Regions from separate parts of the Homo sapiens genome. Here regions 1 and 2 are each linked to region 3. The links are chromatin contacts, found by Hi-C or POLR2A ChIA-PET in ENCODE. All regions are on one chromosome and are shown on one strand. The core of a region is the stretch at or near the end of the contact, and the rest is flanking DNA. Distances in the headings are between cores, read along the strand shown. Region 1 has its middle 190 kb from the start of RAD51B-AS1. Region 2 overlaps RAD51B (RAD51 paralog B). Region 3 overlaps RAD51B (RAD51 paralog B).

The links. Hi-C counts contacts between places; a loop is a spot of excess contacts on that map. ChIA-PET counts read pairs that join two places held with the same protein, here RNA polymerase II (POLR2A). Pooled maps may share reads with other maps.
Region 1: a loop to region 3 is called in a pooled map, with 3 times the contacts of the local background. The contact joins two enhancer-like sites. A Hi-C loop is called at or near these places in 1 of 168 maps with a recorded cell type or tissue (PC-3), 8 of 37 single-sample maps with no recorded cell type and 5 of 50 pooled maps. POLR2A ChIA-PET finds 5 or more read pairs at or near these places in 5 of 52 experiments (CD4-positive, alpha-beta T cell, GM10248, GM12878 and 2 more).
Region 2: a map of PC-3 shows a loop between it and region 3 (2.0-fold over the local background). The contact joins two enhancer-like sites. A Hi-C loop is called at or near these places in 3 of 168 maps with a recorded cell type or tissue (Calu3, HepG2 and PC-3), 3 of 37 single-sample maps with no recorded cell type and 5 of 50 pooled maps. POLR2A ChIA-PET finds 5 or more read pairs at or near these places in 4 of 52 experiments (B cell, GM10248, OCI-LY7 and 1 more).

The regions. Positions count from the first base shown.
Region 1 is chr14:68,494,212-68,497,309 of GRCh38, forward strand. It overlaps a transcript of RAD51B not described here. Among named protein-coding and RNA genes, the nearest start is that of RAD51B-AS1, 190 kb to the right of the region's middle. Within about 2 kb of position 1,365, at least 4 of the 41 ENCODE cell types and tissues checked have a DNase peak (open chromatin) inside an H3K27ac peak, as active enhancers do; they include GM12878, where a contact is called at or near this core.
Region 2 is chr14:68,470,171-68,473,006 of GRCh38, forward strand. The region is part of intron 10 of RAD51B (RAD51 paralog B); the gene reads left to right. Among named protein-coding and RNA genes, the nearest start is that of RAD51B-AS1, 210 kb to the right of the region's middle. RefSeq lists enhancers at 522-1,055, 1,056-1,589. Within about 2 kb of position 1,446, at least 7 of the 41 ENCODE cell types and tissues checked have a DNase peak (open chromatin) inside an H3K27ac peak, as active enhancers do; they include B cell and OCI-LY7, where a contact is called at or near this core.
Region 3 is chr14:68,305,363-68,308,401 of GRCh38, forward strand. All of the region lies in intron 8 of RAD51B (RAD51 paralog B), which reads left to right. Among named protein-coding and RNA genes, the nearest start is that of RAD51B-AS1, 380 kb to the right of the region's middle. RefSeq lists an enhancer at 1,040-1,179. Within about 2 kb of position 1,654, at least 14 of the 41 ENCODE cell types and tissues checked have a DNase peak (open chromatin) inside an H3K27ac peak, as active enhancers do; they include B cell, GM12878 and OCI-LY7, where a contact is called at or near this core.

The sequences.
Region 1 (3,098 bases), core at 115-2,614, 190 kb after region 3:
AGAGGTTGTAGTGAGCTGAGGTCACGCCATTGCACTCCAGCCTGGGCGACAGAGTGAGATTCCGTCTCAAAAAAAAAAAAAAAAAAATGACCAATTTCACCAGTACTGCTCTATTAGAAAAAGGGTGGGGGTAGTTCTTCGGTTTTGTGACTATCCTGTGTACTGGAGGACATTTGTACTTGCAGCCTCATCCAGAAAATGCCAGGAGCATTCCCCGAGGCACTCTAACAGTCAGAGGTGTCTGTGGGCAATACTCCAAGCACCCCCGGTTGAAAACACCAACAAGGCTATCTCTGAAAGACGGTGAACTGGGGCAGCACCACTAAGTTTCACCATCAGTGAGGCGTCAGTCTAGATGGGCACTTTCTTTCCACTGTAAGCTGCTTCCTATTCTTGTTGCCTTTGATGATCTTTGTTTGCCTTCAAGTCGGGTTTGTTACATTTGTTTTCATCTCCAATTCCTGCCATATAAAAATGAGGGCAGTGAGAAAGAGAAAGGAAATACTGAAATTTTCCCTCGGACTATAGCCTCCCAAGAAGGGTCGTGTTCTCTGGAATGACTTTTAACTCTTTATCCAGTTAATGATCGGGAAAGTTTACTAGATGTAGGTTCCCAAGCCCAGCAAGCAGAGTATGTGATAAGAGATAGAAACAGGGACAGAAAAAAATGGATCCATCAGGACCCAGACATTGGGGTGCAACCAGTGGGTCTTCTCCAGCTCCACAGCGCATCAGTTCTGACTCGCTTGTAGATTCCTGAGTACTGCTCATCTGCCCTACAAGGCATAGTGGGTTTTCTCTGATTTCTAGAAATGTCAGCATTCTCTGCAAGGTGAACGGCCAGAGTCGGGATCTTCTATTCAGGCAGAGATTATATAACTCCCTGGGCCCTGGAAGAGCATGACTGTCTACCAGGAACCATCCAGAGAGGCTGTCAGATGAATCAGCATCTGTTCATGCCCTGCCTTGCTTCTCCTGGGCATGACTGCCTCACATGCCAACACCCAGGCTTACAGGTCAACTATTCCAACCCTGCATCCTGCCCACCCCACTTGCTGGGGAGTGCTCTCTACAGCTCTCAGTGCATCCTGTTTGTTCAGACCCCTTTGTCTTCCACTGGCGCAACCGAGAGAGGATTCCTCCGAGCCCCTTTGCTTTTGGCTTTGAAATCAGATCCTGGCACACCTGATTATACTCAATAGCTGGAAATGGTAAGGATGTCCGATGGCAGAGAGCTCTTGTTTTAAGTTCTGCATGCCAGGAAGGCAGGGGGCTGGGTCTCCTTCTCAGGGCTAGGCTGGAGGGGCAGGATGCTCTAGCGGAGGAAGCAGTGTTAACTTGAAGGGAAACGCAGTTGAAAAGGAACTCGAAGCACGGGCTGCCAAGCGCGTAGAAGTGGTAACTGACGACACACTGTGGGGCTCAGACCCCTTCCTCTCTGCTCATATGCCCCTAGATGGGAAACATTCAGTTCCTGCTCAAGGGAACCAGGAGAATCAAACCTGTCTGTCCTGCTTTTTCTGTAGAAGTGTCAGCTCTGAGGCCTTGACTAGGTGGAATAAATAGTGACTTACCTCTTAACCACAGTGAAAAACCCATCAAGCATTTGGATATTAAGGGCTGCCCCTGTGTTCTCAAGGGACCCTCAGCCTCAGACACTGCCTCCTTTCAAGCAAAGATGCTGCCCTAACACGCAAGTCCAGTGGCTTTAAGAGTCATTATGAAAATTTCACACAAAAAGGCACAAAGAGCATCCATGTACCGAAACCCAGCTTAAGAAATGAAATGTTACTGATGCAATTAAAGCCGCCTTTGTCCTTTTGGTCCCATCCTTCCATCCTGCCTTCCCCCAGCAGTAACCACTCAGTCATTGACAAACAGTGTGTCAAACATGCACAAACGGTGATGTGTCCATCCCTCTTTGGAATTACTTAACCTTTTTGAACCTCAGTGTATTCATCGGTAAAAGGGGGCTACTGACAGGATGAAGGAAAATGATTTATGACAAATATTTGGCTGTTGTTCCTATAAAAAGGAAAAAGTCACCGGAAAAAATGGGTCAAATGTAAGACCCTTTCCAGCCTGGCCCCAACTTGCCCCGGCAGCCTCCTCTCCTCTTGTAGCCATATTCCCTCCTCTCCTCTCTGCAGCAGTGTTCCCCAGATATGCCACCTGTGTCCATGCCTCTGGGCCAATGTGGATGCTGTGCTTACTTGCCTGTAATGCTGGTCTCCTGTCACCATCTTCCTTTAACACTGGGGTCCACTGTCCCCACCTCTGACAGGGCCCAGATGCAGTGACTCCTTGGTGCTCCCATGGCCTGATACCTCTGTCTGAGCACTTGCCGTATGGCTGTGATGTTCCTGGTATGTCTGCCTGGCTTTTTCACTGAGCTGCTTATGCAGCAAGGCAGGGATGGGGTCTTCTCCATCCAGTGGCCTGGCCTATTGCCTTCTGGCGCATGGCAGGACCATATGCAGTGAATGAATGAATTCCATTAAGAACATTCGTGATTCATAGGAGGAGGTCAAAATATCAACATTAACAGGAGCTTGGAAGAAGCTGATTTCCACCCTCATGAATGACTTCAAGGGTTCAGGTGCATGAGTAAATGACAGTTCCATCAACAGACTACAACTTTCTGCCCTAGTTAACACAGGGCATCTCCATGTCCCCAGTTCTCCCTATGGGCATTTTTCTCTTTGAAATTCCAAATCTTTTCTGTTCTAGAAGCACGAAACTACAAGTTCTCTCTCAACTCTTCAAATGAGGTTGGAACAAACAGAATGGGGGCATGAACTTTTTTCCCCATAACTTCAATAAACAACAGTTTTAGCCTCAGTAGGCTTTATGCAAGCCTTCAACATCTTTTTCTAGGTATCTTGACACTCATGTTCTTTTTCTTCTTGCAGCCTATGGAAATTCCTAGAGACAGATAAATGTGCAAACCTGTTCATCTTGCCAAGAAAAATCCGCTTTTCTGCCACAGAAACAAAATATTGGGAAAGAGTCTTGTGGTGAAACACCCATCGTTCTCTGCTAAAACATTTGGTTGCTACTGTGTAGACTCAGCTTAAGTCATGGAATTCTAGAGGATG
Region 2 (2,836 bases), core at 196-2,695, 160 kb after region 3:
TCTTATAATTCAAGAACAACAACCAGTAAATAAAATGCTTGGTTAGGAGACCTCAGAACCTCACCTGGTTGCTTTCTAAGTTGTTTTCTCTATCCCACTCCCCCAAGCTACACATCCCTCTCTGAGGTTTCCCAGAAGCAGTGGAACACCTCTGCTTTTACCAGCAATGCCCTTGAAAACAAACCTCTTGGCACACTCTGCCTTCTTGCTGTGTGCTCCCAAAGACTTTGGGAAAACAAAAAATGCAGGTCCCCAGAAAATGCAGGCCCCTCATTTACTAGAAAGAACCTTTGGATTTTACCTTCAGCTTTGGTATGATCTTGAGAAAATCTCTGGGCCTTGCTTTTGTCAGCTGGAAAATGAAAACATTAACCTTGATTCAAGACTTTGAAAACTGTCGCAACCCATTGGTGGGTCATGAAGTGAAATTGATGAATCACAACCAGCATTTGAAAACAGAGAGAGAGAGAAGACAGAAGAAAGAGTGAAGAAAAAATATCAGATTATATCACACATATTGTTTCATTTCATAAAATATTTCTTGTGTGATTGTGTGTTTGTGAATGTCCACATACATTATGAGTTTGTGTGGGGGCTGCAGCATAAAACGTTTTTCTTACGTGGATTGTTGTAACCATCCTGCGGGATCTCTAACAGCCTTGTCACATCAGCTTTGTCCGATCCTCCTAGGAGAGGATGTACTCATCATTCCCTTAGCTCAGCCCAGTTGTACCCTTGAGATCTCCACATACTGCAACATCAAAGCTAATTTTTCCCCCTTCTTACCACATGACCAAACTAAAAGACACCTGCATGATTCCCCAGGTTTAAAGCAAAGAAACCCTTGGTCCCTGGGTGGAAAACTTGGAAAGGTACCATCAGTCAAGGCCAAGTAGCTTTTCTTACATGAGGAGCTGCACTGGCAGGTGAGCCCCGAGTTGGTGTGGAGGTTGGCACCTGGAGCTCTGGGTGGGATGTGCAGCCCATGTCCAGGGACTTAGAGACAGACAGGGCAGCTCCTGTGCTGCCAACTAGAAGGGAGGCCGCCAGCCACTGTGGCCGACATTCGGTCTTCAATAGAGCCACCTGGATGGTGGAAACAAGCCAACCACACCAGCTACCCGTGGGGGTAGGGAATGATCCCTCAGTGCCTTTTATCCCTTGGCAAGCCCCAAGATGCCTACTGGCCTGCTAGCCCGGAGATTTTATAATACCTGAAGAACTCCTGAGTGCTCAAGCAGAGGGAGGGAATAAAAGGTGAGGGCAGAATTCGATTTACCAGCTCCACAGGCCATTTCCCTCACCGGTTCTCAAGGATTAGGATGCTGAGAACAGTCAGCAACTGGGGGACTTCTACCCTTCCCTCCCCTTTGTTCACTGGGATGGGAAGGACAATAAAGCGGCAGGCTGGAGAGACTGAGGGGCTGGTTAGAGATTTCTCAGGCTGCTTTTTGAAACTCTTGAAGGAGCCGGTCCATGCTATTGTTGTAGTAAAATAGAAAGCGGAACTATTCTCCTTTTGCAAAAAAAAAAAAAAGGAAGAAAAAAAGTAAATGAAAGAACCCCCCTCCTCCCAGCATCTTCAGGAGGCCTCAACTCAGGCCATTAACATGGTAATACCATCCTGTTTGCATCTCCTTTGTCTGTCCAGCGTTTGTCTGGGATCCTGGCCTCTGGATGCTGGAAATACTTAGGCCCCAAAGGAGAGGGAGCTCACAGCCACCAGTTTCCTGAGGGTTTGGACTCTGAGATCCCAGGCAGAGAGAGAGTTGAGCCTCTCTGTGCAATGAAGTGGGAAATGTTGGGGTAGGAGGGGATCTCATGAATCCATTTTTCCTTTGGTCCCCAGAGTTCACCATGCAAGTCTCAGTGCCCACTAAGTGAAAAAGCTCAGCAGTTTGGCTAGCCTCTTAGAGTGATGCTCAAGTGTGCTGGGGCCTAGTGGAGAGGTAAGAGCAGGAGTTGGTTCTGGGAATCAGCTTTAATGGTGTGTGCCCACAGAAGCATCTGGCAGCAGAAAGGAAAGGGAGTTTACAGTGAGCTCCAGGTTGACCCACCTCTCCTCTGGTCATGTCCTTTGTTCCCTTAGCAAGCCCCGAATGTTGTGCCACCCAGAACACAGCTGGGACTCAAGGCCAAGAATAAAGATTCTGTCATTGAAAGCAGCTGGGCTGTGTTGCTGGCGCTGCAGGAGGCCTAGAGGAAAACCCAGGTCCCAGCTCTCCGGGAGCCCTCCTAGTTTTCAGGGGCTCATAGGCACAAACACCTGCGGACTTGGTGAAACAGAACCTAAGGAAGGGGAGGTCCAGGGGAATGAAGGGTTGATCTAGCACAGCCTCCCCGTTACTCCTTTCCTCAGGGATCTGGGGAGGATTTGTAAAAGAAAAGCCAGGTTGTTTGGAACAGGACAGAAGATAGTGGCTTAGTTCCTCAGTAAGACAGAAGTGTGTTTTTTATATCATTTTTGCAAAATCAAAGTCAGGTATGACAGGTTTAATTTGGATCCTGGGGCTGTCGTCTATTAGTGTAGGTTTGAATGAGCGGGAGCTGGGGAGACCAGGGCACCCTGAGACAGGTCCGGAGAAGGTGCTGGAGATGAAATTAGTTTCCCATATCTCCAACCACTTGGCATAGGGTGGCAGAAGAAAACAGAAAACAAAGCAACAGCGATCTTTTTTAGAGCTGGAAAGCTATGTGCCTCATCTTTCTTGCTTTGCTTTTGCAATCAAGAACAGTTTGATCACCTTTTGAAATGTATCAGGACAGGCATTAATCTCTTCTGTTTGTTCCCTTGTCACAAACTTGCGTTAAGTTTTCCCACCCCATTTTTTTAGTC
Region 3 (3,039 bases), core at 404-2,903:
ATAAAGGCTAATTCTAGTGTTTTTCAGTTTTATCTGGTTGGAACCCTAGAATTCCTGCATACTGTAATGAAGCTAAACTTTACATCTAAACTGGCTATATGTATTGCACTACAGTGCATAAGACAAGAAAAGTTACAAAAAGAAGGAAAATCCAGAACGTGAGGCCCACAGACATGAAACAGTTGAAGTCACACTGTAGTACAGCATCTAATGAATTGCCAGGATGAGAGAAGCAGATTTTTAATATCAGAGGCATTCACAGAAAGGAGAGATCATCATGATCTTTGTGATGGAGGCTTGGACCACTGCCTTAGGATGTCAGGGCAGAACTAAGATGGGCCCCTTGGTTGGTCTGTCCTGACTCACTGTGTCTGCAGTGCCTGGATATCAGCCAGCAGACCACCTCCATCATTGAGTTAGACCCACTTACAAGGTGGCAGGCTATTAACCAGTCCCCTGTTCCACTGAGAACTTGCCAGGCTGGCCATCATAGCATGGTATAGGTTGAAGTAGCTTAGTACCTGTGGTGGATGACTGTTTTTCTCGGCCAGCTGTTTAATGAGCACCAAATGAAGTAAAATGCTGCTTGGTTCCTCTCCTCTCTTCAGACACAAACAATCGAGCACATCCTAGTGGAAGGGCCGTGTTGGGGAACTGGCTTTCTTGTGCTGATCATCTTGGTTCCCACATCCGTCCCTCCCCTCTGGGCTAGAGTTTGGAGGAGCTATTGAAGAACCTTGAGAAAACTGTTAACCTTGAAAGTTTAGTTATTCATCATCAAATATATTAACAAACGTTTGTAGCCAAAGCTTTACTGTCTATGGCAGTTTTAAATAATTATCAAAATCATGATTTAATTAATTTCTCTCTCCATTTTGGGTTGGCTTAGAGGAGTAGGAGATTGCAATTCACAAGTACTTTCTGGTCCTGTAACCAACTTGCACTTTCAAGTTCAGGTAATCACCTTGTCCTTTTCAGTTTATTTACCCATGACTTAGGTTAAAGTTGCCCATGCCTCTGGTGAAATTCACAAATGAAACTTCACCTAGCTGGGTTTCATATTTGTAAGAAATCATTTTTTTTCTCCATGAGAATGTGCAGGTCAGCTGAGACAAGCATGATTAATTCTAGACATGAATTAGAACAAGCCCAAGCTGAACAGCTCTCTCAGAGGAAGTCATCTGAAATTGGTATGTGTGACCCAGTATATCTTTTGACCAATTTGCATTGGAAACCACAGTGAGCATGGAAGAAATATAACCTTGATCCTCTGGCCTAATAAACATTCTTGCAATTCTAAATGTACCTAGAGTTTGTGACAAGTGTGTATTGGAAAACTCGTTGAAAACACATGAGTTAGTAATGTTCTCTTTCAGAAGATGAACTTGCATGGCCGAAGTGAGATTCCAGTGGGAAAGACCTGGTAGAGAAAGAGTGGGAGAATGCGTTGACCTCTGGAGGGCAGATTATGGCATGCCAGGCAATGGGTTGTGCCATCAGGGAAGGAATCTAGAAAGACGAGGAGACTCAGGAGAAAGGAGATGACTTCTGTTGACAGGTCATTGTTGCTCAGACTTAGTGCAGATGAGAAAGGAAATCCAGAAACCTACATGACAGCTCCTCTTGGATTGGATGAAAATATTGATTTTTTTTTTTTTTCCCTATCTGGAATTTGACAGGGTCAGTTCATGTCTGGGTTTTCAGCACTTAATACAGGGCGCTTTTGTCTTGGGAGGCGGCTGGACTGGTTTTTCCTCCAGGCAGGTGCACAGAGGGCGTTTATTGTAGCCTGAAACACAAACACCAAGCCCCTAGGCCCTGATCCACACACTCTCCAGTGTGGCTCAAGGAAATAAAGTGAACAATGTCTCTTGCAACAGGCGAGCACTGTAAATGCCACTCCTGAATGATATATTTCTTAAAACTTTGTATCCGTAACCTGATCATCTCTTAAAACTTAATTATATGTCAGAGAAAAGGAAGCTATTGGCTCCTCCAGCTGTCCAGGTTGAACGAGAGCACACAATGGAGCATATCCGATTCACAGCCTTACTTAGGTAATCAGATTAATATCTCCTGAATTGAATTTACCCTTTTGATATGGAGTCTTTCAGCTGCCTTGTTTCACATCTCAAATTCTGACAAAGCTGTGCGGCCTTTGAGTAATTTCCCTGAAATCTATATGTGGGAAGCCTGTACTTCAAGCAGTTTTTGGGACTTGCACCAATTAAATCTGTCTCTGGCACACTTTTAATGGCATGCTTTCCCCTGAGTCAACAACTGCTCCAAAATCTGAAGTCATTTGTTTAATTTAAAAGCAAAGGTTATGGAACAACCATTTCAAGCTTCACCAGCCAAACTCCAGTGGCTTTGAAAAGGGAGATGAGGCAGAGGAAAGGCTAATAAACTGGATTTCTTATACACAAAATAAATTAATTACTGTGTTTCTGTAAGCTAGTATCAAATCAAGTTTGTTCACACCCTCCTTGCCAACCTAGCTCTCCCTTTCTCTTCAAACTCACCCTCTCTGGGCTTTCATATTCACGATTGAGGCTCACCCTCTTACTGTTGTTCTTGCAACACAAACATCTGGACTGGATTTTTGTCAGCTGGAGTTGAGAGAGAACTGTAAATGATGCAGTGATTTTTTTTTCGTCCTTATTAAATTTATTTATAGCCAGTCTGAAGCCAGGAAACATGCTAGAGCCTTTGATTGGAGGTTCTCGAGGAATGTACGGTGGATGGTATTTTCTCCTGTTGTTTTCTAAATAATATCAAGGATAGAATTACATAACTCCCAACTTGAGTATTTTTTGCCCTGAAGGACCCTTTATTAGGACATTTTGCACATCAGAATTCTTCCATTATATTTGCTTATCCAATATGCCTTCTTTTCTGTCAGTGAGAGAAAAGGAAATGTACATGACAGGTTATTTCTGAAAAATTAGAAAGATGGAGAGTGAGTTTCTGGTTGTTTGGGACATGAACCAGTGGCATGAGTATTTTCTTTTGCCAAAGGGACACAACATGGATCCTATT